2 separate regions of the Homo sapiens genome follow, and region 1 is linked to region 2. A link is an interaction called in ENCODE POLR2A ChIA-PET data of the cell type or tissue named here. Cell type or tissue: B cell. All regions are shown on one strand. Links, peaks and the distances in the headings refer to the core of each region. The heading gives the core; the rest is flanking DNA.

Region 1 (12,067 bases), core at 4,075-9,074, 340 kb before region 2:
TGCAGATAAACAGACCCTGCCAGCCCTTGAGGAGGCTCATGGTAGAGTGGGAAGGACAATGTGTGTTCTGCTTCCACTGATGGGCTGGGGGCTTTGGTATTCGTCCATTCAACAAACACTTATTCCTTGTTTTAGAGGAGGGCTCAGAGGGGTAAGGAGACATGGTTCCTGCCCTGAAGTGGCTCATTATTTAAAGATAGCTCTCTTAGTCTGTGTTCATACTGCTATAAAGAACTGCCCGAGACTGGGTAGTTTATAAAGGAAAGAAGTGTAATTGACTCACAGTTCAGCATGGCTGGGGAGGCCTCAGGAAACTTAAAATCATGGTGGAAGATGAAGGGGAAGCAAGGGACCTTCTTTACAAGGTGGAAGGAAGGAAAATTGCCTAGCAAAGGGGGAAGAGCCCCTTATAAAACCATCAGATCTGGCGAGAACTCACTCACTATCATGAGAACAGCATGGGGGAACCGCCCTATGATTCAATTACCTTCTCCCTTGACACATGGCGATTATGGGGATTACAATTCAAGGTGAGATTTGGGTGGGGACACAAAGCCTAACCATGTCATGAGCATATCACGGTCATTCATTAAACATGTATTAGGTACCTGCCTTGTGGCAAGTTCAGGGCTGGAAAAACAGAGACAAGTCAGGCAACCCTAGGAAGAGCCCTTACTGAAGGGGGGAGAAGACACACACACAGGTACACAGGTATACACACACAGGTACACACAATGCTGCGCACGAGCCCAGAGCCAGCAAACAGTTGAGTTTTGAAAGGAAGAACGCTGGCCAGGTGCAGTAGCTCATGCTTGTAATCCTAGCACTTTGGGAGGCTGAGGCAGGTAGATCAACTGAGGTCACGAGTTCGAAACTCCTTCTTAAAAAAAAAAAAGAATGCTGTTACACAGACAAAAGCAACATAAAACAAGGGAGTCTGGCTGGGCCTGGTGGTTCATACTTGTAATCCCAGCACTTTGGGAGGCCAGGGTGGGTGGATCACTTGAGCCCACGAGTTTGAGACCAGCCTGGGAAACATGGTAAAACCCCATCTCTACAAAAAACATAAAAATTAGCCAGGTGTGGTGGTGGGTACTTGTAGTCCCAGCTACTCGGAAGACTGAGGTGGAAGAATCACTTGAGTCCAGGAGGCAGAAGCTGCAGTGAGCTGAGACTGTGACACTGTACTCCAGCCTGGGCACAGAGCAAGACTCTGTCTGAAAAAAAAAAAAAAAAAAAATTCAACGGAATCTCTTTCCTCATATTTCTCTTTGAACACCATGAAAGGGAAGATTGTCCCAGCAAGGACACACACAAATGACTTTGATATTAATGGCCCATTTGTAGCCTCCCTTTATACTTTCAGCTACAACTGAAAAAGATGCAACATAGAGAATAATATAGCAGAGACTCAGATAGGTATCCTCCCTTCAGAATTAACAAATTTCACATTTTGCTTCATATTCTAAAAAATATTAATTACAATCATTCACTAAAAAAAATCAAGAGATCTATAATTTTTTAGATCCAGCCTGTCACCCAGGCTGGAGGGCAGTGGCACAATCCTGGCTCGCTGCAACCTCCGCCTCCCAGGTTCAAGCGATTCTCCTGCCTCAGCCTTCCGAGTAGCTGGGACTACAGTCACCCACCACCATGCCTGGCTTATTTTTTTTGTTTTTGAGTTGGAGTCTCGCTCTGTCGCCCAGGCTGGAGTATAATGGTGTAATCTCAGCTCACTGCAACCTCTGCCTCCCGGGTTCAAGCGATTCTCCTGCCTCAGCCTCCCAAGCAGCTGGGACTACAGGCGCACGCCACCACGCTCAGCTAATTTTTGTATTTTTAGTAGAGATGAGGTTTCTCCATGTTGCCCACGCTGGTCTCGAACTCCTGGCCTCAAGTGATCACCCGCCTTGGTCTCCCAAAGTGCTGGGATTACAGGCGTGAGCCATTGTACCTGGCCAGGGTCTATAAATTTGGAAAGGGGATTTTATATCTTATAAAGGGTTACAGCCTGCATGGTGGCCATGCTGACAGGCTGGGAAGTGTAGCCTCCTGCAAAGAGGAGAAACAGGCACTCCAAAGGAGGAGGGATTGGAGTGGAAGCTTGAAGCTGAAAGAGTTGGCTAAACATACATATTCAACAGGTTATAGAAGGAGCTGTGGGCTGGGCGCAGTGGCTCATGCCTGTCATCCCAGCACTTTGGGAGGCTGAGGTGGGTGGATCACTTGAGGTCAGGAGATCGTGACCAGCCTGGCCAACATAGTGAAACCCTGTCTCTACTAAAAAATACAAAAATTAGGCAGATGTGGTGGCGGGTGCCTGTAATCCCAGCTACTCGGGAGGCTGAGGCAGGAGAATTGCTTGAACCTGGGAGGTAGATGTTGCAATGAGCTGAGATCGTGCCATTGCACTCCAGCCTGGGTGACAAGAGCAAAACTCCGTTTCAAAAAAAAAAGGAGCTGTAAATATTAACAAAGGGGGTCCTGACACATGTGTACTGAACAAACGTATGTTACATGTGTCCCATGTTCACTGTGGGGTGGAGACTTGACATTTAAATGCATTACTGCTGGGCATGGTGGCATGTGCCTATAGTCCCCGCTACTCAGGAGGTGGAGACAGGAGGGTAGCTTGAAGCTAGGAGTTCAAGGCTGCAGTGCACTATGATCGCACCTGTGAATAGCCACTGCACTACAGCCTGGACAACATAGTGAGACCCCACCTCTTTAAGCATGAAAACAAGACCCTGTGCATCAAAAGGTGAAGCAGGAACATGAAGGTACTCAAGTGCAGCTTCTGTAAACCAGACAGAACCAGTCCATGCTCTGTGGTCTTCTTATCAGGAGAAAGTTACTGAAATCTGTGTCCTTACCAATCAAAGCTGGAGTTATGGCTTTGGAGCAGGAGCAGGGGGTCTGTTAGGGTCTGGTGGTGGATGAGCTGCAGTTGTTTTAATATTATTGATCTCAAGGCCAGTGCTTGTTGAGCTGCTAGAGAAAAGGAAAAATCTCAGGCAGCTGGGAACGGTGGCTCATGACTATAATCCCAGCACTTTGGGAGGCTAGGGTAGGAGGACTGGAGGACTGCTTGAACCCAGGGGTTTGAGACCAGCCTGGGCAACATGGCAAAACCCCATCTTAGCTGGGTGGGGTGGCACATGCCTGTAGTCCCAGCTACTTGGGAGGCAGAGGTGGGAAGATCACTTGAGCCCGAGAGGTTGAGGCTGCAGTGAGCTGTGATTGCACCACTGTACCACTCCAGCCTGGGTGACAGATTGAGACCTTGTCTCCAAAAAAAGAAACAAAGAAAGAAAAATCTTGTGGCAGTTAGAACATAGCTTATTTTTTTAAGTGTAGGGGTCTTAACCCTTATCTGGCATGACCTTAGCTCTTGTTATAATTTGGTATCTTACTGCCACTGAGAATCTGTTCTGTCAGTTGTAAGATCTCTATTTTAACATTAATTTTTTTTTGCGGGGGTTGGGGACGGAGTCTCACTCTGTCACCCAGGCTGGAGTGCAATGCCGCGATCTCGGCTCACTGCAACCTCTGCCTCCTGGGTTCAAGTGATTCCCCTGCCTCAGCTTCCTGTGTAGCTGGGATTACAGGCATGGGCCACCATGCCCGGCTAATTTTTTGTATTTTTAGCAGAGATTGGGTTTTGCCATGTTGTCCAGGTTGGTCTCAAACTGCTGACCTCAGGTGATCCGCCCACCTTGGCCTCCCAAAGTGCTGGAATTACAGGCATAAGCCACAGCGCCCGGCCTAATTTTTAACATTAATGCTGGTCAGTTGTGTCTACACCACCAAAAGGAAGTCTAATGAGGTGTGCCTGACTCCCATCCTGTCATGGCTGGGAACTCAAATTTTAAGATTTCTCTGGGGTCCTCTTGGCCAAGAGGAGGCCCATTCAGTGGTTGAGAGGGCTTAGGATTTTATTTCCAGTTTTCACAGTTAAGGTGGAAGCACCTTTGTATTCTTCCCAAAAGTCATCACCATGATGGACAGAGGGTTTTTATCCATCAATTACTGCTTTTGCTTTTGGGCACATAATAGGATACCTCTTTCTTGCCCCCTTAAAGTTAGGTTTGGGCCAGGCACAGTGGCTCACACCTATAATCCCAGCACTTTGGGAGGCCGAGGTGGGAGGATCACTTAAGCCTGGGCGTTCAAGACCAGCCTGGGAGTTCAAGGCCAGCCTGGGCAACATAGAGAGATGCCGTCTCTACAAAAAGTAAAAAATTTGCCAGGCATGGTGGCACATGCCTGTAGTCCCAGCTACTTGTGAGGCTGAGGGTAGGAGGATCGCTTGAGCCAAGGACATTGAGGATTGAGTGAGCCGTGATAATGCCACTGCACTCCAGCCTGAGTGACAGAGGGAGACTCTGTCTTAAAGAAAATAATAATAATAATACATCTATCACCTTGGCTGGATGGGATGGCTCATGCCTGTAATGCCAACACTTTGGAGGCCAACGCAGGAGGATTGCTTGAGCCCAGGAGTTTGATACCAGCTTGGACAACATAATGAGACTTCGTCTCCACTAAAAATAAAATAAAATAATTAGCTAGGCATGGTGGCATCTGACTGTAGTCCCAGCTACTCGGGAGGCTATAGTGGGAGAATTGTTTCAGCCTGGGAGGTTGAGGCTTCAGTGAGTGGTGCTCACATACTGTACTCCAACCTGGGTGACCGTGAGACCCTGTCTATCTGGGGAAAAAAAAAAAAAAGTTGGGTCTGGCCATTAGGCTTGCCAAGGTGAAATATTGAGAGACAAAGCAATTTGTCAGGCTCTCGTTCTCTCTGCTGTGACATCTGGTTGTTGCTGGTCAGCCTGGTCCCAGAGTGAGATGTGAACTGGAGGCTCTGCTAACCCCTGATGGACATGTAGCCCAACCATGAAATAAACTCTGTTATAAGCCACTAAGACTGGGTGTTATTTATCACAGAGGCATGGACCTAACCTATCCTAACTGATAATATGAGTTTGGTGTTTGTCCTTCTATTCTGTGCTGTTATGTTTTTATCATATATATAAATATCCAAAACCAATATATTGCATTGTTTTGGTTTTTAAAAATACATGCACAGCTTCATGCTGTATGGACTGTCCTGCAAATTGCTTCTTTCACTCAATGTTGTGGGTTTTTTTTTTTTTTTTTTTTTTTTTTTTTTTGAGATGGAGTCTCATTCTGTCACCCAGGCCAGAATGCAGTGGTGCCACCTCGGCTCACTGCAACTTCCATCTCCCGGGTTCCAGTGATTCTCCTGGCTCAGCCTCCTGAGTAGCTGGTACTACAGGTGCCCACCACCATGCCCGGCTAATATATATATATATATATATATATATATATATATATATATATATGCACACACACATATATATATATATATATTTAGTAGAGATGGGGTTTCACCATGTTGGCCAGGGTGGTCTCGAATGCCTGACCTCAAGTGATCTGCCTGCTTCAGCCTCCAAAAGTGCTGGGATTATAGGCATGAGCCACCCCGCCTGGCCTTAATGTTGTGTTTTTGAGGTCTATCTCTAGTTCGTTGCTGCTGTTTGTAGCATATCCCATTGCCTAAATTTTTATTATTCTTTATTCCTTCCTCATGGATATTTAAAGCAGAGCTAATTTTTTGTGATTGTGAACAGTGCTTCAGTGGATGTCCTTGGACATGTCTCCTGGTGCACATGTAGGAGAGTTTCTCTAGGGTATATTCCAAGAAATGGACATGCTGACTGGGAGGACATGCTCATTTTCAACTTTACCAATTGCCAAATTGCTCTCCAAAGTGATTGTATCAACAATACTCCTTCAAATTCTCTTTTTTTTTTCTTTTCCCATCCACTGCCCCTACACGTTACAAACTGGCCCCATTTTTCTCCTAAACCACTTCTGGCATCTCAGCCGTCCCCTACAACTCTCTTCCCATCCTTACTCTCACTCCAGCTCTTTTTTTTTTGAGACGGAGTCTCACTCTGTCTCCTAGGCTGGAGTGCAGTGGCGCAATCACGGCTCACTGCAACCTCCACCTCCTGGGTTCAAGTGATTCTCCTGCCTCAGCCTCCCAACTAGCTGAGATTACAAGCACACGCCACTATGCCTGGCTAATTTTTTTGTATTTTTAGTAGAGACGGGATTTCACCATGTTCTCCAGGCTAGTCTTGAACTCCTGACCTCAGGTGATCTGCCTGCAAGCTCCAGGTCTTGCAAAGCCTGAGAACTGGTATGGCAAGGGCAGAGTGAGAGCAGGGAAGAAATGGAGTCAAGCTGAACAGAGACTTCCGCATCATGAGGGTGGTGGGAGGTGGGGAGGAAGTTCTGAAACCACACACATTTATCATTGTTATTGAGTCAGACAGACAGTGCCTGCTGACATGTAACTGTCAGGCGTTGCCAAGGCACAGTAGGGTTGCAAAGGCTGAGTGTCCACTTCCTCCCAATGAGTCAGGAAGAACCCTTGGATAATTCTCCAAAATAGTTTCAGAGTAAAGGGCAGTGGGATATATGTAATTTCATAATGTGGCTGGCCAGCGGGCCCCCAAGGGACCTCTACCCATCCTCAGAGGGAGGCTGGGAGCTGTGATGACCCAGTTCTCTCCACACATGGGCAGCAGAGAGTCAGGGAATCTTGCCTAAAACTGCCAGCATTCAATTTTCCTTTGTTCAAATCTCCAAGTCTTATCAATTCAAGTCTTTTAAAACCCATATAGTCAATAACTTAATTCTTTGAATAATGATTAGAATGTCAAGGCCAATAATTTTTTGCTTTTGATTTCTAAATCATGAAAAGCCAGCAATGCATTTTTCAAGAAGGCACAATGTCAATACTTCAATTCCTTTTTTTTTTGAGACGGAGTCTCACTCTGTCACCCAGGCTGGAGTGCAGTGGTGCAATCTTGGCTCACTGCAACCTCCACCTCCCAGGTTCAAGCGATTCTCCTGCCTCAGCTTCCTGAGTAGCTGGGATTACAGGCCCACCACCACGCCTGGCTAATTTTTGTATTTTTAGTAGAGACGGGGTTTCACCATGTTGGCCAGGCTGGTCTTGAATACCTGACCTTGTGATCTGCCCTCCTCAGCCTCCCAAAGTGCTGGGATTACAGGCATGAGCCACCCCGCCTGGCTGGTTTGTAGAATTCTTTATATATTCTGGACATAGGTCAGATGATTGAGATCAAATGTGAATCTGGGCTGGGCGCAATGGCTTGCATCTGTAATCCTAGCACTTTGGGAGGCCGAGGCAAGTGGATCACTTGAGGTCAGGAGTTCAAGACCAGCCTGGCCAACAGGGTGAAACCCTGTCTCTACTAAAAATTTAAAAATTAGCTGGGTGTAGTGGCACTTACCTGTAGTCTCAGTTACTCAGGAGGTTGAGGCAGGAGAATTGCTTGAACCTGAGAGGTGGAGGTTGCAGTGAGCCAAGATCATGCCACTGCACTCCAGCCTGGGACACAGAGCAAGACTCTCTGTCAAAAAAAAAAAAAAAAAAAAAGGTGAGGCCGGGCGCAGTGGCTCATGCCTGTAATCCCAGCACTTTGGGAGGCCGAGGTGGGCAGGTCACCTGAGGTCGGGAGTTTGAGACCAGCCTGACCAACATAGAGAAACCCCATCTCTACTAAAAATACAAAATTAGCTGGGCGTGGTGGCAAATGCCTGTAATCCCAGCTACTAGGGAGGCTGACGCAGGAGAATCACTTGAACCTGGGAGGTGGAGGTTGCAGTGAGCCGAGATCACACCATTGCACTCCAGCCTGGGCAACAAGAGCAAAACTCCGTCTCAAAAAAAAAAAAAAAAAAAAAAAAGGTGAATCTGTCAAACTTTCTTTTGTCAATTAACATCAAAGACGTAGTGCTATCCCAGCACTTTGGGAGGCTGAATTAGCTGGGCGTGGTGGTGGATGCCTGTAATCCCTGCTACTCTGGAGGCTGAGGCAGGAGAATTGCTTGAACTAGGAAGGTAGAGGTTGCAGTGAGTCAAAATCACGCCACTGCACTCCAGCCTGGGCCAAAGAGCGAGACTGTCTCAAAGAAAAAAAAAAAAAAAGACAGTGCTGAGAAATCTTGTTCTCTGCCTGGCCAACATGGTGAAACCTCATCTCTACTAAAATACAAAAATTTGCTGGGTGTGGTGGCGGGCACCTGTAATCCCAGCTACTCAGGAGGCTGAGGCAGGATAATTGCTTGAACCCAGAAGACGGAGGTTGCAGTAAGCCGAGATCGCACCATTGCACTCCAGCCTGGGCGACAAGAGTGAAACTCCACCTAAAAAAAAAAAAAAAAAAAAAAAAAAAAGGAATCTCATTCTCTAAAATCAGAGACTGTCAGAAACTTTGCTGTTTGAAATCACATCAGTGAGAGCAGAACATCCCACGCTTCTCTAGTGGGTCAGAAGAGCCAGGTTTGATACAGAGACATAGCCTGTATCTACCCAGATGCAGAGCTTCAGATAAAGGGTTTTTGGACACAATAGTCTATATTTGTCTTACCTTTGTGGTGTCCAAGGAAACAAGACTCTGAGTCTGATTCTCAGCCCACGCCAGATGTTAACCCCTTTACACATTGCCAGCTTTGCTTTGCACCTATCAACACGGCTTCATTTCAATTTCACCTAAACTCCAACCTCCTCCAAATCCTATGATAATCCCATTTCTTCTTTTGTTTGGTGAGACCCTCCACAGTTTCTCTGGTGTGTTGTCTCTCTTGCTACATCAAGTTAATAAGCCTAATTTTGTTAAACTACAGCTACATCCCTAGTGGTCTTTTTCAGATTGGATTTGTCATAAAATTCAGGCTTTCTCTTTTCTTTTTTTGCTTTTGAGATGGAGTCTCACTCTGTTGCCCAGGCTGGAGTGCAGTGGTACAATCTTGGCTCACTGCAATCTCTGCCTCCCCGGTTCAAGCAATTCTTCTGCTTCAGCCTCCCAAGTGGCTGGGGTCACAGGCATGCACCACCACACCCAGCTAATTTTCTATTCTTAGTAGAGATGGGTTTTCACCATGTTGCTTAGGCTGGTCTTGAACTCCTGACCTCAGGTGATCCACCCGCCTCAGCCTTCCAAAGTACTGGGATTACAGGCGTAAGCCACCATGCCCAGACCTTTTTTTTTTTTTTTTTTGAGACTGAGTTTTGTTCTATCCGCCCAGGCTGGAGTGCAGTGGCTCAATCACAGTTCACTGCAGCCTCAATCTACTGGGCTAAAGTGATCCTCCCACTTCAGCCTCCCAAGTAGCTGGGACCACAGATGTGCACCACCACACCAGGCTGATTTTTAAAAAATTTCTGTAGAGATGGGTCTCACTATGTTGCCTTGGTTGGTCTCAAACTCCTGGGCTCAAGGGATCCTCCTGCTTCAGCCTCCAAAAGTGTTGGGATTACAGGTGTGAGCCACCACGCCCAGCTGCTCTGTTCCTTTACTCACTCATTGATCCATTCATTCAGTGTTTGTCCAGCCTATGCTCAGTTTGTTGTTGTTGTTCGTTTTTTTTGAGATGGAGTTTCACTCTTGTCGCCCAGGCTGGAGTGCAATGGCGTGATCTCAGCTCACTGCAACCTCCGCCTCCCAGGTTCAAGCAATTCTCCTGCCTCAGCCTCCTGAGTAGCTGGGATTACAGGCGCCTGCCACCATGCCTAGCTAATTTTTGTATTTGTAGTAGAGACGGGGTTTCACCATGTTAGCCAGGCTGGTCTCGAACTCCTGACCTCAGGTGATCCGCCTGCCTCGGCCTCCCAAAGTGCTGGGATTATAGGCGTGAGCCACTGCGCCTGGCTCCTATGCTCAGTTTTTGTTTTTTTGTTTTTTTTTTTTTTTTTGAGACAGAGTCTTGCTCTGTCGCCCAGGCTGGAGTGCAGTGGCGTGACCTCAGCTCACTGCAAACTCCGCCTCCCGGGTTCACGCCATTCTCCTGTCTCAGCCTCCCGAGTAGCTGGGACTACAGGCACTCGCCACCACGCCCGTCTAATTTTTTTGTATTTTTGGTAGAGATGAAGTTTCACCGTGTTAGCCAGGATGGTCTCGATCTCCTGACCTTGTGATCCGCCCATCTCGGCCTGCCAAAGTGCTGGGATTACAGGTGTGAGCCACCGTGCCCGGCCTATGCTCAGTTTTAAGTACTGGGGTCATGGTGGTGACAGGGCAGACAAAGTCCTTAGCTTTGTGGACACTGCCTCTAGTGGATGAGATAGAAAATAACTAGGTAATCACAAAAACAAAGTAACAGGTTATAAAGGAATTGGAAGGGTGCCCGGGGTCGGGGGATAGAGGAGGTGGGCAGAAAAGGAGACGCTACAGTTGAACTGGAACCTGGGTGAACAGATCTCAGGAAAGAGCACTGCAAGCAGAGATCAGCAAAAGAAGTGAAGATGAGGCCGGGTGCGATGGCTCACGCCTGTAATCCCAGCACTTTGGGAAGCCGAGGTGGGTGGATCGCTTGAGGTCAGGAGTTCGAGACCAGCCTGGGGAACATGGCAAAACCCTGTCTCTACTAAAAATACAAAAATTAGCTGGACAGGGTGGTGCAAGTCTGTAATCTGAACTACTTGGGAGGCTAAGGCAAGAGAATCACTTCAACCCAGGAGGTGGAAGTTGCAGTGAGCTGAGATCATGCCACTGCATTCCAGCCTGGGTGACAGAATGAGACTCTGCCTCAAAAAAAGGCTGGGCGTGGTGGCTCACACCTGTAATCCCAGCACTTTGGGAGGCTGAGGTGGGCGGATCACCTGAGGTCAGGAGTTCGAGACCAGCCTGGCCAATATGGCGAAACCCCGTCTCTACTAAAAGTACAAAAAATTAGCCGGGTGTGGTGGCTCGTGCCTGTAATCCCAGTTACTCGGGAGGCTGAGGCAGGAGAATCGCTTGAATCCGGGAGGCAGAGGTTGCAGTGAGTCGAGATCACACCATTGCACTCCAGCTTAGACAACAAGAGCGAAACTCCGTCTCAAAAAAAAAAAAAAAAAAAAAAAAGAAGTGAAGATGAGCTTGTCAGATTGTCAGATTTGCAAAATAGCCAGAAGGTCAGTGTTCTTGGAGCAAACTGAGTGAGCAGGAGGGTGGGGAAAGATGAAGCACAAAGGCTGAATTTTACCTGGGATGATAAAATAATCTTACACAAGCCGAAACGTATATACTTTCACATAAATTTATGTGCCTATGAAATTGGAGTTGCTCTGGGACTCAAGCGGCATCCTTGCCCCAACCCCTGCTGTTTTCTGAAGCATTCCTAAGGAACCTTAGAGTGTGGGAGAGAGAAATAGCAGGAAGTCCTTAACCTAGTCCAACCCTTTTATTTTACAGTTAGGGAAACCTAAGCTGAGAGAGGAGATGGAAACCTGGTTGTAGGAGTGAGTGGGGAAGGGTTCACGGTCATTCTGGTAGGTAGGGGTAGGGCCAGAGCAAGGAGTCCTGGTTTGTGAACCACCAGCTGGCCGTCTAGGAGTTTACAGACCAGCAGTGGCAATGTTGACAAAGGGCATATCTTCCTTTCCCCAAGAACATTGGCTCTGGAGCAATAACCCAGCAATGGGGGCTTTGGGGTGTCCCTCTTAATCCGGTAGCTCAGCCCATTCGGATATGCCAGCTGGAAAGAGAGAGGGAGAAGTCAACTGAGTACCTCTCTCTAACAGCTCAATCCCTCCCCTTCAGGGTTAAGATCGGGGCTGCAGTGGTTAGCATCTCTGCTTCCTCTAGCCGGCTGTGTCATTGAACCTGTGTGATCAGACGCAAACCAGATCAGTATGACTTCAAAGCTTCATCTTTGAGATGGAGTCTTGCTCCCTCGTCCGGGCTGGAGTGCAATGGCGCAATCTCGGCTCACTGCAACCTCCGCCTCCCGGGTTCAAGCAATTCTCCTGTCTCAGTCTCCCGAGCAGCTGGGACTATAGGCGCCTGCCAGCACGCCCGGCTAATTTTTGTATTTTTAGTAAAGACTGAGTTTCACCTTGTTGGTCAAGCTGGTCTCGAACTCGTGACCTCAGGTGATCCACACGCCTCTGCCTCCTAAAGTGCTGGGATTACAGGCGTGAGCCACCGCGCACGGCTAAAGCTTCAGTTCTTAACCATCA
Region 2 (15,945 bases), core at 9,813-14,812:
CCCCAGGAGCATCAGCGTCGTCCACCCCAGGTGCATCAGCTCCATCCACCCCCTGGGGCATCAGCTCCATCAACACCTGGTGCATCAGCGCCATCCACCACTGGTGCATCAGCTATGTCCACCCCTGCTGAATCAGCTCCATCCAACGCTGGTGCATCAGCTCTGTCTACCCCTGGTGCATCAGCTCTGTCTACCCCTGGTGCACCAGCTCCATCCACCCCTGGAGCATCAGCTCCATCCACTGCTGGTGCATCAGCTCCATCCACCCCTGGTACATCAGCTCTGTCCAACGCTGGTGCATCAGCTCCATCCACCCCCGGTACACCAGCTCCATCCAACACTGGTGCATCAGCTCCGTCCACCCCTGGTGCACAAGCTCCGTCCACCCCTGGTGCATCAGCTCCATCCGCCCCTAGTGCGTCTCCTCTGTCCACCCCTGGTGCACCAGCTCCATCCACCCCTGGTGCATCCGTTCCGTCCACCCCTGGTACACCAGCTCCATCCAGCTTCGCTGCATCGCTATGGGCCTTGAAATGTGCCAGGTGAGTGTGGTGGAGCATAGTCTAGCTGGGAACAAAGAAGTAGAAAAGGCAAGTCAGAGGCATAGAGCCAGGAGGGGTCAAGCAGGGGACCTGGGACAGGACTTGGCCTCACTATGTCCTAGTGAGTGGGGATTGGTGGTTAACTCTAGCCCTCTGCCTGCTCCCCACTTTCTTTGTTTGTGCCTATAATTCACTTTATGTATAAGGTGAGCTTTGCTCTTTTCAACCGACCATACTAATGTCTCCAAAATGAATGGATGAATGAATCCCATTCTTCTGTAAGACCCAAAGCCAACATCTTGATGCTTGGTTGCAGAGATCAACATTGGCACCCAAATCAAGACTTTACACACACACACGTACCCACACATGCAATCACACACACACACACACACACACAATCACACACGGGCACCTTGCAAATTGCTCTCCCCACCCCTCTTCTGGAAACTACAATTTTACCCTCATACAAGTCCGCAGTCCCTTATCTAAAACCCTTGGGGTCAGATACATTTCAGACTTCAGAATGTGTCTGATTTTAGAAGGGGAATTTGGTGCATATACCATAGATTTCATAATAACCTCTGTAGGGCCTGAGCAGCACTCAGTAAGCAAACGTGACTATTTCTGCAGTGAAATGTGTGAATATTCACAGTAAGTGGGGGAAAATAAAGGCCATAAATAGCCTCATGACATTTCAAGTTGTGTTTTACCAGACTTATGAGTTAATAGAAAACACGGCCTTTGGAGCTTCTTGGATTTCAGGATCGCAGGTGAGTGCCTCTCACGAGTCCCTCAGCCAGGTGGGCTGCTCAGCCCTGATGTACACCAACCCACATATTTGTTCACTTGTAATAAATGTCAAGAGCCATATTCTTGCCATGGGAGCAGAAGGGACGGGGCTGTGTGTGTGCGTGCGTGTGCGTGTGCGTGTGCATGCGCACCTACATACACGTCCACATACCAGGAACATTCTTGCCTCTTTCAGTCCTTGAATTTTTCTCTTTCAAGGCTGGAGGGAGCCTCAAAAGCATCTCTTGAATCTTCTCAACAACACCCTCATCGAGTGGCTACCCAGCTTCTGCTGCTGCAGCTGCCCTGAACTCCATCCTTCTCCATGACCCCTCCTCCTTCCTGTCTCCTCCCTAAGCATCTCTTTCCTATCTCTTCTAGACCTTCACCACCTTTGTCTTCTTCCTCTTCTTCCTCCCCCTCCTCTCCCTCCCTTCCTCTCCTCCTCCTCTTTTGTCCCAGGAAACAAGGCTAGAAAATCAAGCAGCCCCAGAGGTCATATTCATCAGCAAAATTCTCCCAGTGGGACCTGGTAGCACATTGAAAACTTGGGCCACTTCGGCTTCTGCAAGAGGCAGCCAAGCCCCAGCTTTTGTGCAGCCAAACTTCTGGCCAGTGAGTTTACTTAAGAGGAGGGTTCTGGATCACTCGAGCCTGGGAATGTCAAATCTACAGTAAGCCATGATCATACCAGTGCACTCCAGCCTGGGAAACAGAGCAAGACCTTATCTTAAAAAAAAAAAGAAAAAAGAAGAAGAAGAAGAAGAAAGAAGGAGAAGGAGAAGAAGAAGAGGCCGGGAGCGGTGGCTCACGCCTGTAATCCCAGCACTTTGGGAAGCTGAGGCGGGTGGATCATGAGGTCAAGAGATCGAGACCGTCCTGGCTAATACAGTGAAACCCCGTCTCTATTAAAAATACAAAAAAAAAAAAATTAGCCGGGTGTGGTGGTGGGCACCTGTGGTCTCAGTTACTCGGGAGGCTGAGACAGGAGAATGGCATGAACCCAGAGGAGGAGGTTGCAGTGAGCCAAGATTGCGCCACTGCACTCCAGCCTGGGCAACAGAGCGAGACTCCATTTCAAAAAAAAAAAAAAAGAAGAAGAAGAGTTCCCTGCCGCCTACTCCCTTCCGCCTTCAGAAAGGACTAACCTGATTGGGCCTGTAGATACTCAGACAGACGCTCCCTGGCCTTAGAGTCTCTTCTTTCGTTTTTATTATTTTAAAATGAGAAATATTTAAAGTTTTACATTTTTTTTTACCAAGTAGTTCAAAAAAAGATGAATTATTTTTAAAGCTTCTTATTTTGAGATCATTCGAACCTACAGAAGAGTTGCAAGAGAATAGTACAAAGAATTCCTGGGTATCTTTTGTCCATATTCAGCATTTCGGACATTTTGCTGTATTTGCTTTCTCATTCTATGTATATATATTCCCTTTTTCTGAACCATTTGAAAGTAGGCCGTGTGATGCTACTGTTTGCCTTCCTACTTAAGTGAGTATTTTCTAAGAATGAAGATCTTCTCTTATATAATCTAGAATATATAATTTCACAATCCAGGATATTTAATATCGATACAGTGTTTCTATCTAATTCACAGTTCTCCTCCCTGATTTAAACGTCCCTTTCTTCACATTTTCTTGAATGATCATCTATGTTTGGGGGAAATCCATGGTGCTGAGTCCAGCCATGGTGCCCCTGGGTTAGTGTGGATTTTAGACACAAACAATTCCAGGGGCCCTCAAACTAGGTACCACAGAACCCTAGAGGTTCCATGGAGGGAGGGGAGGCAGCACTTTGGAGTGGAATTTGTTTGAAGAAAAAAATTCGACTTTAAAGAAAAAAAGATGGATAGCCACAGAGAGGCCAGTCTGTTCATTTTGTATTTGAGAGTGGAGGTTTAGGGAGGTTAAGCAACCTACCCTATGCCTCACTGAGCAGTAGCGGTGAGTCGAGCAGGGATCTAAAACCAAGGCATTTATTCATTTAACCGACATTTCTCGAACACAGCGGGAAGAGGGAAATGGGCTGCATCCTGGAATCTCAGAGAAGACAGACGACCAGCCCACCCTCCTGAAGCCGCCTGATGCGGCCAGGAGGAGGCTGTTGTGGTCCCCTTTGTGGCTCTGCTGAGGTGGGCCATGAGCTTACCAGGAACTTTGGAGAAGGGAAGTAGCCTGTGAATCAGCAGCGGCTTTTCCAAGAACAATAGTGTTCTCCTAACAAACATTCGTTCCATCAGCAAACTTTGGAACATTCAACAAACATTGGTCCGTTCAACAAATATTTGTTCTCTCACCAGTGTTGACTCAGCTCCTCTCCTGTGCACAGGGACTGCAGACGTGGTGTTAGGGACAGAGTCCCAGGTGGCATAAAGTCGGGTTGGTCCTTGGCAAAAGACTCAGGGTGGCAGAATGCTTTCAATACCTCCCTCCTTTCCTCTGTCACCCCAAACCACAGCAAAAGAGACAGGATGACCCCAGCCCTTTGCTCCCAAGGGACTGACTCCCAAACTCCTCCTTTATCAACAAAACCGTTCCCGTTATCAAGCAGACCCTCCCGTCCCAGATTCTGCTTTCCAGAGAGCAATTCAGCAAGAGTTAGTAGAAACTGGCCAGCCACAGTGGTTCATGCCTATAATCCCACACTTTGGGAGGCCGAGGTGGGATGGATCACTTGAGGTCAGGAGTCTGAGACCAGCCTGGCCAACATAGTGAAATCCCGCCTCTACTAAAAATACAAAAATTATCCAGGTGTGGTGGGGCGCCCCTGTAATCCCAGATACTCAGGAGGCTGAGGCATGAGAATCGCTTGAACCTGGGAGGCGGAGGTTGCAGTGAGCCGAGATCACACTACTGCACTCCAGCCTGGGCGACAGAGTGAGACTCTGTCTCAAAAAAAAAAAAAAAAAAGGAATTAGTAGAAATCTCTCAAATGTGTACAACCTTTGAGGTAGCCATTCTACTTCTAGGAATTTAATCAAAGGAAAACCTCAGTGCAGGGATGCACTGACATTTCACATGCTGCTTCCCATCGTTGTGAAAGGACGCCTCGCATTCTGGGTATAGATGAGCCATGCCCTTCACCCTAAGTGGCAGTCCTAATGCTCCTTGCTGGGTCCTGGATTTCAACCCTGTGTCTCACATGTACATGCAAACGTGTGTGCAGACAGATGTGTGCACAGTGTGTTTCCTGAGGCTGGGCATGCTGCCAGCTGATGCCAAAATAGGGGTGGGGACAGTAATCTCTAATCCAGAGACGAGAATGATCTTTGATATGAGAGCTGGTTCTTAAAGCTGCTTCTCTTGTTCCAGGCAAATAGACTAATTGGGATTGCCTCCCCGTCATTTTCCCACCCTACTCCAAACACGCACTCACACACCCAAGAGACACACATGCGAATATACAGATTCTTAACAGCTAGGCATGGCTTCTTTTTGCTGGGAGAAAAACAGAGACAAAAGGATTAAAAACATACATGTGGTGACCTCGAGTGTGTCTGCACAATCTCCACCGGGAGTGCTCCAGCAGGCGCACCCACGTGCACGTGCACACACACACACACACAAACACACACACGGCATGCTCCCAAGGACACAGCATCTGTGTGTGCTTTGGGGGGTACACACATGTGCCCACACATCTGGGCAGCGTGGTCCTGTGAAAAGAGACAGGTCCGTGTCCAGTTTGCTGCTTATTAATTTTGTGAATTTAAGCAAGTGTGGCCTCTGGAAGCCGTTGTTTCTTCCTCTGGGCAGTGGGAGGGCAGGTGTGGACGTGCTTTATGCATTGTAAACTGCCATCTACATTAGGGAGCCCACCGTTGTTAGATATGCACGGGCTCATATTTATAAAAACCATAGGAAGCAGTGTTGGTAGACTCTCCCTCTCCCCGCCTCTGCCTTCCGCACTGGGATGCTGTTCTCATGGCCTCCCTTCTGCTCTGCTCGGCTCACTGCTGTCATCTCCGCCTGCATCACGTTAATTACAAATCTTGGCGCTTTCAGATCTAGCTCGGGAAAGGATCTCAGAAGTTACCCAGTCAGAGAGGCATGCGCTGTTTCTGTCCCAGAGAGGTATAACCCAGGTCTCAGCAGAACCTGGCATACACTCTGGATGTGGCTTCAGCCCTCTCAGGGAGGGCACCACTCCTGGATGACTGAGCCAGGGCGCGAGCCCCAGGGAAAGGGGGATCAACAGACCCAGGAACTCGCACTAGCTCACCCCAGCAAGGGGAGGGGCTGGCCCAGGGGCCCTGCTGGCAGAGCCGGCCAGGCTGGGATTTATGGGCCCCTTTTGGACACGTTAAAGATCACATTAAGTGCAATAAATGTAGATCACGCTCCTAAATAAGCTGAGATTTATCCCCGGATCCTCTCCGCAGGGGCCAGCTCCATAAATCCTGCGCGACCCTGTCCCCTGGCCAAGGGATGGGGGAGGGGAGGCCAGAGTGGGGAGGGGCGAGGTGTAGCAGGGCAGTTCCAGGTACAGAAGGATGGAGCTGAGCAGGGGCTGCAACAGGGGCCAAGAAAGGGGGCAACAGTGGGCCCAGGCGGCCTGCCCCTGACCTCCCGCTCACTTGCCCAAGCTCCTTACCCCAGCCCTCTCCTAGCCCCGCCCCCCTCGCATCCTTCCCCTCCTTCCTGCCCCCTCCCCCGCCCCCACCCCGCCCCCACCCTCTCTCCTGGCCCCTGCCTGCCTATAATCTCGTTCTTGACATTAAAACAATATAATGACTCCACTGCTGGAAAAGACAAGCATCTGTAGCTTCTAAATGGGCAGCTCAGCCACAGCTGAAATTGCCTTTGTCTGTGGGATGCGAGGGCCCTCTGCGAAGAAAAATGTATTGTAGGAAAATGCAAATTTACAGGCCAATAAATTAGGGGGTGATTAGTCACGTTGCAATCCTTCTTCAAAGGATTCTTTAAAAGCTAAACTCGTTCATTTAGGTGTCTGTTTATAGCTCAGTAACTTCCAGACAGAGAGGCTGGGAGGCCCCACGGGACACAGCCAGGGAAACTGGGAAGATGCAGAGAAAAAGGGAGAAGTCTTCCGCGCTTAACCAGCTTGCGGCTAAAACATCCCAAAAGGGTCCTCCCATCACCTGGCTCGTGTCGATTCAAAACGGGTTCGTCCAGCATCTACTACAGGCCACGTGCTGCCTCCAACACGGGGGAAGCGGCCAGACAGGAACCCCGGGCTCTCATGGCGTTTACAGGGTGTTGGGGGGCCGGGAGGTGGGGAACAGGGAGAGTCACATTCATTCGATTCTCACTGGCTCCAGGTTGACAGGATGTGATTTACAGGCGGCTGTCTCTGAACACACTCATGGCCAAATGTCAGGGACGGTCCATATGCACGACGGCGGAAGGAGGGGTGAATAATCAAAGATGGGATTTGAAAAAGGGCAAAACAAGCATAAATGCCATGGCTTCTCCAGCTTTTCCCAAAGGACAAACACAAAGTTCGGCCTTCACTGAATCAGTGTCCTGGAGTCCCCTGTTCTGTGTCCTGGATGAAATCCCGTAGCCACTCAGCACTTAACGCCATTTACTGCAGGCAGACAGGGAGAGACCAGCTTGCGCCCCGGCCACTGGGATCGTGAAGGAATCTCTTCTGAGGGTGAAGTAAGCTCGGCTGGGTCGGCACTACTCGCCCTCCTTGAAGCCACCTGGACCTGACGCTCTTGCCCAGACTCTTCCTGCCTCCTGTCTCTGTTCTTCCCCCTTCTCTGCCTCGCAAACTCCTCTTCATCCTGCAGGACACAACTTCTGTCAAGGAGTTATTGCATTATATTATCATTTATCCATTAATGCCGACTGCCCCTGGGATTATATGCACCTTGAGGTTAGACTTAAGATGTGTTGGCACAATTATTAGAGTCAATCGCAGTGCCTGGCACATTAGGTGCTGCTCCAGATTTGTTTGCAGAATGAATGGCTTGAAGTAACTGGACGTATAAATGATCACAGCATCACCGTCATCAGTCACTGTGCACCAAGCACCTCACCTCCATCATCTCATGTAATCTTTACACCAACCCTGCAAGGGAGGGTTTTAAAATCACTGTCTTACAAGAGGAAAAACTGAGCCTGGAAAGGTTGAAGGCTTGCTCAAGGCGGAAGAGCTGGTGAATGATAGGACCAGGTCCAAAAGATGTTTTCTTTCACTGGCATCGGTTCTGCCTCCCAGGGCAGACTGTGTGGCACTCATCTATGTACACCCCTCCTCCCAGGACCCAGCATAATATGTGCACAAAATCAAATGACTGAATGAGCGAATGAATAAATGAATATGTAACCACTGTCATTTTCACATCAACCACGACTGAGCTAAATTCCAGGGCCACCGTGCCAAGCCATATTGGAACCCAAGCAAAAGGAAAAATGTGCGCCTGTGTATATGTATTTTAGGTGGTTTTTCAATAATTTTTTTCTAGAACATTAAGGAAAGGAATATTGAAGAATAAAAAGCAAGACTACTAAAAATCACAACATTATTTTTTAAGTTTCGATATTTTATTTATAGCAAAATCACAATGTATTATAATTTTGCCTGCCTGTCTTTGCTGAAAATAAACTCATCAATAACAATCAAAATGTAAAGTCAGTCTACTTATTTGTACTTATTTGCTTCTCTTTTTTTTTCTTTTCTCTTTCTTTCTTTTTTCTTTTTTTTTTCTGTCACCCAGGCTGGAGTACAGTGGTGTGATCTTGGCTCACTGCAGCTGCGACCTCCCAGGCTCAAGCGATCCTCCTGACTCGGCCTCCCTAGTAGCCGGGACTATAGGCAGGTGCCACCACACTTGGCTAAATTTTTTTTGGATATTTTGTAGAGACAGGGTTTCACCATGTTGCCCAGGCTGGTCTCGAACTCCTGGGCTGAAGCGATCCTCCTGTCATGGCCTCCCAAAGTGCTGGGATTGCAGGCGTGAGCCACCACACTTGGCCATGCTTATTTTTCTTTCTCAATTGAGAGTTGTAAGTTACAACAAATGAGAGAAAACTTTGAAAGTATGTTTGATGAATGTAAAACTTTAGAAAAAGATATGAATATACTCTCTAGATACTTAAGCTTAAAATACTATTGTGAGTTTTAATAACCCACTTTTTAATGTTTTAATAACTTTTCAGCTTCTTTAACATTCTGGGAAGCATATTTTTGAAAAATGCGTAAAATCATGTGTATAGGGGCACGCGGTTTTCCTCAGGCTTCGACATAGCCGTGTGGTGGACACTGTCAAATCTTATTTTTATTTAAAATTTTGATATTTGATTCATCATGGATTTTCTTTTGGCGTTAACTTTGATTTTTAAATAAAGTATTGCATTGAAATAGTATTTATCTTAATTACTGAGCTTTTTGGCACCCTCTCAAATTTTGTGCCCCAGGCAAGTGTCTCATGGGTCTCACCCAATCTCAGCCCAAGTAAATTCTAAAAGAGGAAGGTATTGTGAATGGAACTGCTCCTGTCCTACTGGCTGGGATCCAGACTGATACAGCTTCTCTGCAGGGCAGACTGGTGATATCCATCCAAAAACATTAAAATATTCATTTCCTATGGCCTACCACAATGCCACCTCCGGAGATTTATCTAAAGAAGTCTTTTGATACGGGCGAAGTTTGTTTTTTGTACAAAGATGTTCATTTCAGTGTTATTTATCACGGCATGATGTTGGAAATAACCTGGCTGCCCCAAAACAGAGGATTCATTTTTTAAAACGCTGTTGATCAATGTGCTTAAAAAAAAGTACAGCTGTTTTGAATCATGGTTTTTCAGAATAAAACTTTTGAAGAATATTTAATGACATGGGAAAATATTCATGATGCCTTTTATGGAAATGCAAGATAAAAGCTATAAATTTCACATTCTTTCGTTTTAAAATGCATATTTGTTTTGAAAAAACTAAATACATAAAAATGTTAATAGTAATTGTCCCAGGGTGATGGGATGATGAGTCAATTTTTAAATCTTTCTTCTACTTTTTTTGTATATGTCTTCTTTCTACTGTTTTTTATATTCCAAGGAGTTTATGGTTTTTTTTCTTATTTTTTTCTTTTTCTGTGTTTTTTTTTGTTTTGCTATTTTTTTTATTATTTATTTTTTTATTTGAGTCACAGTCTCGCTCTGTCACCCAGACTGGAGTGCAGTGGCACAATCTTGGCTCACTGTAACCTCCACTTCCCGAGTTCAAGCGATTCTTGAACCTCAGCCTCCCCAGTAGCTGGGATTACAGGTGTGCGCCACCACACCCAGCTAATTTTTGTATTTTTTGTAAAGATGGGGGTTCACCATGTTGGCCAGGCTGATCTTGAACTCCTGACCTCAAGTGATCCTCCCACCTTGGCCTCCCAAAGTGCTGGAATTACAAGCGTGAGCCCCCACCCCCTGCCTATTTTTTTGTTGTTGTTGTTTCAGAGACAGGGTCTTGCTATGTTGCCCAGGCTGGTCTCAAATTCCTCCCCTCAAGCAATCTTCTTGCTTCAGCCTCCTAAAGGCTGCAGGATTACAGGTGTGAGCCACTGCACCTGGCTTGTATTCATTTTATAACTGGGAATTAAAGGTGAATTTTTTTTTTTTTTTTGAGAGATGGAGTCTCGCTCTCTTGCCCGGCTGGAGTAGAGTGGTACAATCTTGCCTCACTGCAACCTCTGCCTCCCGGGTTCAAGTGATTCTCCTGCCTCAGTTTCCCAAGTAGCTGGGACTACAGGTGTGCACCACCATGCCCAGCTAATTTTTGTATTTTTTTTTAGTAGAGAGAGGGTTTCACTATATGTTGGCCAGGATGGTCTCGAACTCCTGACCTCAAGTGATCCGCCTGCCTTGGCCTCCCAAAGTGCTGGGATTCCAGGTGTGAGCCACCGTGCCTGGCCTAAAGGTGATATTTTTAAGTTAGTTCACCCTTTGAGTCTATACTTCAGACAGGCCTAGGAAGACTGGAAACATGTCTGCTTTGTCCCCTATTGCATTTCCAGAACTCATACTAGGACCTGGCAGATAGTAGGTGCTCAATAAACATTTGTTTAATAACTGCTTTTTTTTTTTTTTAAATAGGATTTCACTCTGTTGCCCAGACTGGAGTGCAATGATGTAATCATAACTCGCTGCTATGCCTTGAACTCCTATGCTCAAGAAATTCTCCCACCTCAGCCTCCCAAGTATAATAGCTGGGACTACAAGTGCACACCACTGTGCCCAGCTAACTTTTAAATTTTATGTAGAGCTGGGGTCTCACTTTACTGTCCAGGCTGGTCTTGAACACCTGGCTTCAAGTGATCCTCCTACCTTGGCCTCCCAAAATGCTGGGATCACAGGCATGAGCCACCGCACCTGGCTGAATAACTGCTTATTAATAAATGGCTCAAACACTCCTCAGATTAATCAGTACTCTTTTGGCTGCAAGAGACAGAAACATAACTTGGTTTATAAGAGAAAGGGAAAGTGTTGCCTTGCTGGTGAAGCTCACAGCTTTAAAAGGCTGGCTTTGGGGATCAGGGCCATCTGCATCTTAATCTCTTACTCCTGCTTGGTTCCCCAGTTTCAGCAGGGAAGATGGGCCGGATAGCTCCTGAGCCGCCTCCTCCCACCTCCTCTACAAAGTCATGGAATCAGGGGAGATGAATCCCAAAGGGATAGATTCTGGGTACAGGCCCCTCCAGTCTCACTTACCCTCTAGTCAGCTCTGTATCCATGACTAATGGAATGCAAAACTTAAGTGTAGTCAAATACAGCATCCTTAACAGAAATTTTTTTTTGGCTGGGCGCAGTGGCTCTTGCCTGTAATCCCATCACTTTGGGAGGCCAAGGCAGGCGGATCACTTGAGGGCAGGAGTTCAAGATCAGCCTGGCCAACAGGGTGAAACCTCGTCTCTACTAAAAATACAAAAATTAGCCGGGCATGGTGGCAGGCGCCTGTAATCCCAGCTACTCGGGAGGCTGAGACATGAGAATCACTTGAGATTGTGCCACTCCACTCCAGCCTGGGTGACAAAGGGAGATTCTGTCTCAAAAAAAAAAAAAAAATTTTTTTTGCATGCCTTATACCCATAGGGTAGAACTTATAAAACTTGTAACATTTAAAGTTTCAGTAATGTAAACATAAGGGGTTCAGAAGTTAAGAGTCAGACAGTTCCCAGGATAATTAGATAGCAATGGTCACTGGACAAAGAGGTTCCCGAAGGTTTCTGCTTCGGGTGAACTGACATCTCCCCTCCTTCAATGCATGCACCTCAACCTATTGGTCAGAGCCATTAGACATTGACATTTCCCATTCCTAAAGCTCCCTGTGACGTAGGCCAGAGGCACCTGCTTGCTGGAGGGCAGTTTCAGGATGTCAGGCGCAAGCAAGCTATTGAGTTCCCAAGGTTACCAGACTTCTGTACCTGGGGGATTCAGTGTGTGGGTGACACTCTTAGGCTATCACCACCAAGGACACTGTTCATATCCTTTGACGGTTCTGCTGCAAGAGCAGAATTTAGTTCAGAGAAGGATAACTCATTGTGCCAGGCTCTCAGTGGATGACTTCATATATATAACCCTCAAAACAAGGCAAAAATAAAACAGGTAAGGCAATAATGATAATGATCCCATGTTACAAGTGAGCAAATGGAGGCTCAAAATATAAAGGTCACACAGCTACCAAACGGCAGAGCTGGGCTCCAAACCTGGCTGTGCTGTCTCCAAGTCCCGTCATCTTTCCACTCCCCAAGTGCGTCCCATGGGTCATGAGAGCCACCAGGTAATATGCCAAAAAAGAACTTCTTGGGTGAATTGTTTTGGGAAATGCTGCAAACTATTTCTCCCTCTTGGAAAGTCACAATATTCATTAGCACCTAAAGGCTCTGAAAAATCCTCCATGAAAGAAGCTGGATTGATATTGTTTAATGTAGCGTATCAGTCTGTTCTCACACTGCCATAAAGATACTACCTGAGACTGGGTAATTTATAAAGGAAAGAAGTTTAATTGACTCATAGCTCTGCATGGCTGGGGAGACTTCAGGCAACTTACAATCATGGTGGAAGGCAAAGGAGAAGCAAGTACCTTCTTCACAAGGTGGCAGGAGAGAGAGAGCATGTAGGGGAAACTGCCGCTTTTAAACCATCAGATCTCATGAGAACTCCCTCACTATCAGGAGAACAGCATGGGGGAAACCACCCCCCTTATCCAATCACCTCTCACCTCCCACCAGATCCCTCCCTCGACATGTGGTGATTACAATTCGAGATGAGATTTGGGTGGGGACACAGAGTCAAACCATATCATCCATTTTGCCTGAACGTATTTGACCACGTAATTCTTTTTCCTTCCCATGACAACTATATCTTATAGGATATACTGTGGGAATCACTGTGTTCATTCATTAGAACAACAGCTTTCAAGTGTTTGCCTAGCAAGTGAAAATCTGTGGGAGGTGTATCCCAGCTAATTCTACAGAAAGTCACTGAGACTCAGAAGGAATTGAGTTATCATGATTCTCACCCACATACTTTTGGACAGCTTTTTGGGTGCAGGAGAAAGCTGTGGAATTACAGCTTTAGCCCTGGGCTTTGCTCAGGACTCACAGCCTATCTGTGCCTTGTCATGGAAACAGTACTGGCATCATGACCTGCGTGGACACAACTATAATGCTTATGGGTTTTGATGGGTTTATAGGCATTACTGTTTTGTTTTCCATTTGAATCAAGGATAACCTTTGTAGCACAGGTGCAAGGGACATCGCTTGCTATGTCTTCCCCGGGTTCCCATCCCGCATGGTTCCAGTGGATCAATCAATGGCAGGGCTCCCTGCTATGTCTGTTGTTTTGCCATGGGTCTCACCCTCATAGTTCTTGGCCCAAGGACTGGGCAGCTGATCCAAACACAGCCAATTGGATTCCTTCCACGAGGTCAGATGTATGGACTGTGGGAGAAAACAACTTACTGGATCATAAGCAATGTAGAGTTTGGCAGAGACTTGGCATAGTTTCTTTCTCACCTTGTGAGGTAAAGGTTGTCTGAGATTTAAGCTAACATACAGAAGGAAGCAGAGCTGAAAACTACAGAGAGAGGACTGAAGAAAGATGGCCAGAGTCTTGGAAACATCACTTGAGTCCCTGGATCCAGCCATGCCTGAAACTGTCGTACCGTCAGTATTCTACTTATATGAACCAATGCCTTCCCCTTTTTGCTTAAGCTCATTACAGTCATGTTTCTAGTCATTAGCAACTAAAACAGTAATGATGTATTTAGAAATTGGTACCCCAAAATGATATATTATAGATGACAACCTAAAATGTGGAATGAGCTGAGTTGAGGGGAGATGCAGGCCTGGGAGGGTTCCCCAGTCCTTGCTGGGGAATTGAAAATTCTTGTTAGGTAATAGGAGGCACTTGGCTAAACTATACTAGTTGTATACTGAGACTCTGATTTTGTGCCTCAAGGGCTAAAGCCTTAGGGAATTTGGTAGAAAAACGTAAGGATGTTGGACTGTGTTGGCTCCTTTTTGTAGCCCTCAATAAGATTCTTCAAGAGAAAGAGAAAAGTTTCAGGTCCAGCCAGCCCATGTGAAAGCAGAGGAGGTTGTTGACGCCGTTTCTGCTGTGATGGCCCTGGTGGGGCAGGCTTAGTATGTAGTCCTCCTGAGCCCAGAGGGAAGAGTCGATGTCACAGATGCTCAGGGGGCCAGGGTTCTTCCTGGGAGTTGGGAGAGGCAGACCCCCCAGAACACAGTCCAGATAGAGGGCAGCATTGTCACGGTCCTCTGTCCAAAACCAGGAGAGGAAAGCAGTTAAAATAGGGGACATGGTTTGGATGCTGGTCTTCTCCAAATCTCAGATTGAAAGGCAATCCCCAGTGTTGGAGGTGGGGCCTGGGGGAGGTGACTGGATCATGGGGGTGGATCCCTCATGAATGGCTTAGCGCCATCCCCTTGGTGATGAGTGAATTCTTGCGCAGTGAGTTCACGGGAGATCTCATTGTTTAAAAAGAGCATGGTACCTCCCCTCACTCTTGCTCCATCTCTTGTCATGTAATACACTGATTCCCCCTTTTACCTTCCACCATGATTGGAAGCTCCCTGAGGCCTCATCAGAAACCAAGGAGATGCTGGTACCATGCTTCCTGGACAGTCTGCAGAGCCAATTCAACCTCTTTTCTTTATAAATTACCCAGTCTCAGGTATTCCTGTATAGCAACACAATGACGGACTAATACAGATAGAGACTAGGGGAGAAGGGTCATTCAGTTACTCATTCGACAAATCTTTATTGTAAGTCCGTATGTGCCAGGCACTGTCCTAGACAGTGAGTATGCAATGTCCTAGGCAGGGAGACAGGCAAGCGTCCTGCACTCAGAGTGCTGAGTCTGTAGCTGGGACACAGGAAGTAAGCAGGTGGAAAAAATCAACAGAATACTTGCCAACAGTGCAAAGTGCTACAAAGAAATTCAGCTGGCTGATATGACAAAGAGGGACTTGGAGGACTTGTGAACTAAGATTCTCCAAGATGAGAAAGAACCAGTCCAGTCTGGGGGCAAAGCATCCAAATTAAACAGTAAAGGCAAGGGACCTGAGGGTAGAACCAGCTGGGTGAATTTAAAGAACAATAAAAAGGGGTCAATGTAAAGGAGTCAGGAGTTAGCAAGTGAGGAAGAGAATGATGAGAAATTCAGTACAAGAGGTAAAGAAAGCACAGATCACTCTGAACCTTCTAGACAACGGTCAGGTTTGGGTGTTATTCCAAGTACAACGAATAGCTCCAGAAGGATTTCAGAGGGATGGTGACCTAATGTGAGTTATGTTTTTAAAAGATTGGGCTGGGCACGGTGGCTCACTGCTGTAATCCCAGCCCTTTGGGAGGCCAAGGGGGGGCGGATCACCTGAGGTCAGGAGTTTAAAACCGGCCTGGCCAACATGGCGAAAACCTGTCTCTACTAAAAATACAAAAATTAGCCAGGCGTGGTGGCGGGTGCCTGTAATCCCAGCTACTCAGAAGGCTGAGGCACAAGAACCACTTGAGCTCGGGAGGCAGAGGTTGCAGTGAGCCGAGCTCAAGCCACTGCACTCCAGCCTGGGCAACAGAGCAAGACTCTGTCTTGAAAGAAAAGAAAGAGAGAGAGAGGAGAGAGAGAGAAAGAGAGAGAGAGGAAGGAAGGAAGGAAGGAAGGAGAAAGAAAGGAAGGAAGGAAGGAATGAAGGAAGGAAGGAAGGAAGGAAAGAAGGAAGGAAGGAATGAAGGAAGGAAGGAAGGAAAGAAGGAAGGAAGGAAGGAAGGAAGGAAGGAAGGAAGATTGGATTGGTGGTTGGTTGTAGAATGGCTGGTGGAGGCCAAAGTGAAACCAGGAGATGGGCTGGGCAGAGGGTGTGGGGTTGGTGCAGGCAACAGGCAGTGGTGGCAGGGACTAAGATGAAGAAGTGTGCGTGGTGACAACTTGTCATAATGGAATGCCCCACGAAGGCAGAGCTGACAGTGTTTCCAATGGGTAGGATGTGGGATGTGACGAGCGGGGAATGAGAGATGACTCATGTGGTGGATGGTATTGGGGTCCCCGCAGATCTCTTTTGCTGCTGGGCACCCCGCCACCTGGGTGGATGGTGATGTCATTTGAGAGGGGGAAGATTTTGGGAGGAAAGTTTT

What was found. Peaks named below come from ENCODE experiments on the same cell type or tissue, not always from the same donor. Only the 100,000 strongest peaks of a DNase experiment are listed, where the experiment ranks them.
Region 1: POLR2A ChIA-PET joins it to region 2 with 5 read pairs; 2 of 35 experiments call an interaction of 5 or more read pairs at or near these places.

What each region holds. Positions count from the first base shown.
Region 1 is chr1:22,012,863-22,024,929 of GRCh38, forward strand. It overlaps LINC01635 (long intergenic non-protein coding RNA 1635), which reads right to left. Exons shown (of 3, transcript NR_110692.1): 2 at 11,944-12,067; 3 at 11,132-11,583. Among named protein-coding and RNA genes, the nearest start is that of LINC00339, 6.3 kb to the right of the region's middle. RefSeq lists an enhancer at 6,094-6,183 and silencers at 6,384-6,443, 10,058-10,177. In B cell, for the core only: CTCF peaks have their summits at 6,606 and 6,828; a DNase peak (open chromatin) is centred at 6,439; H3K27ac peaks cover 1,027 bases.
Region 2 is chr1:22,344,974-22,360,918 of GRCh38, forward strand. No RefSeq gene overlaps it. Among named protein-coding and RNA genes, the nearest start is that of MIR4418, 87 kb to the left of the region's middle. In B cell, for the core only: no CTCF peak of the experiment used is centred there; no DNase peak of the experiment used is centred there; H3K27me3 peaks cover 2,254 bases.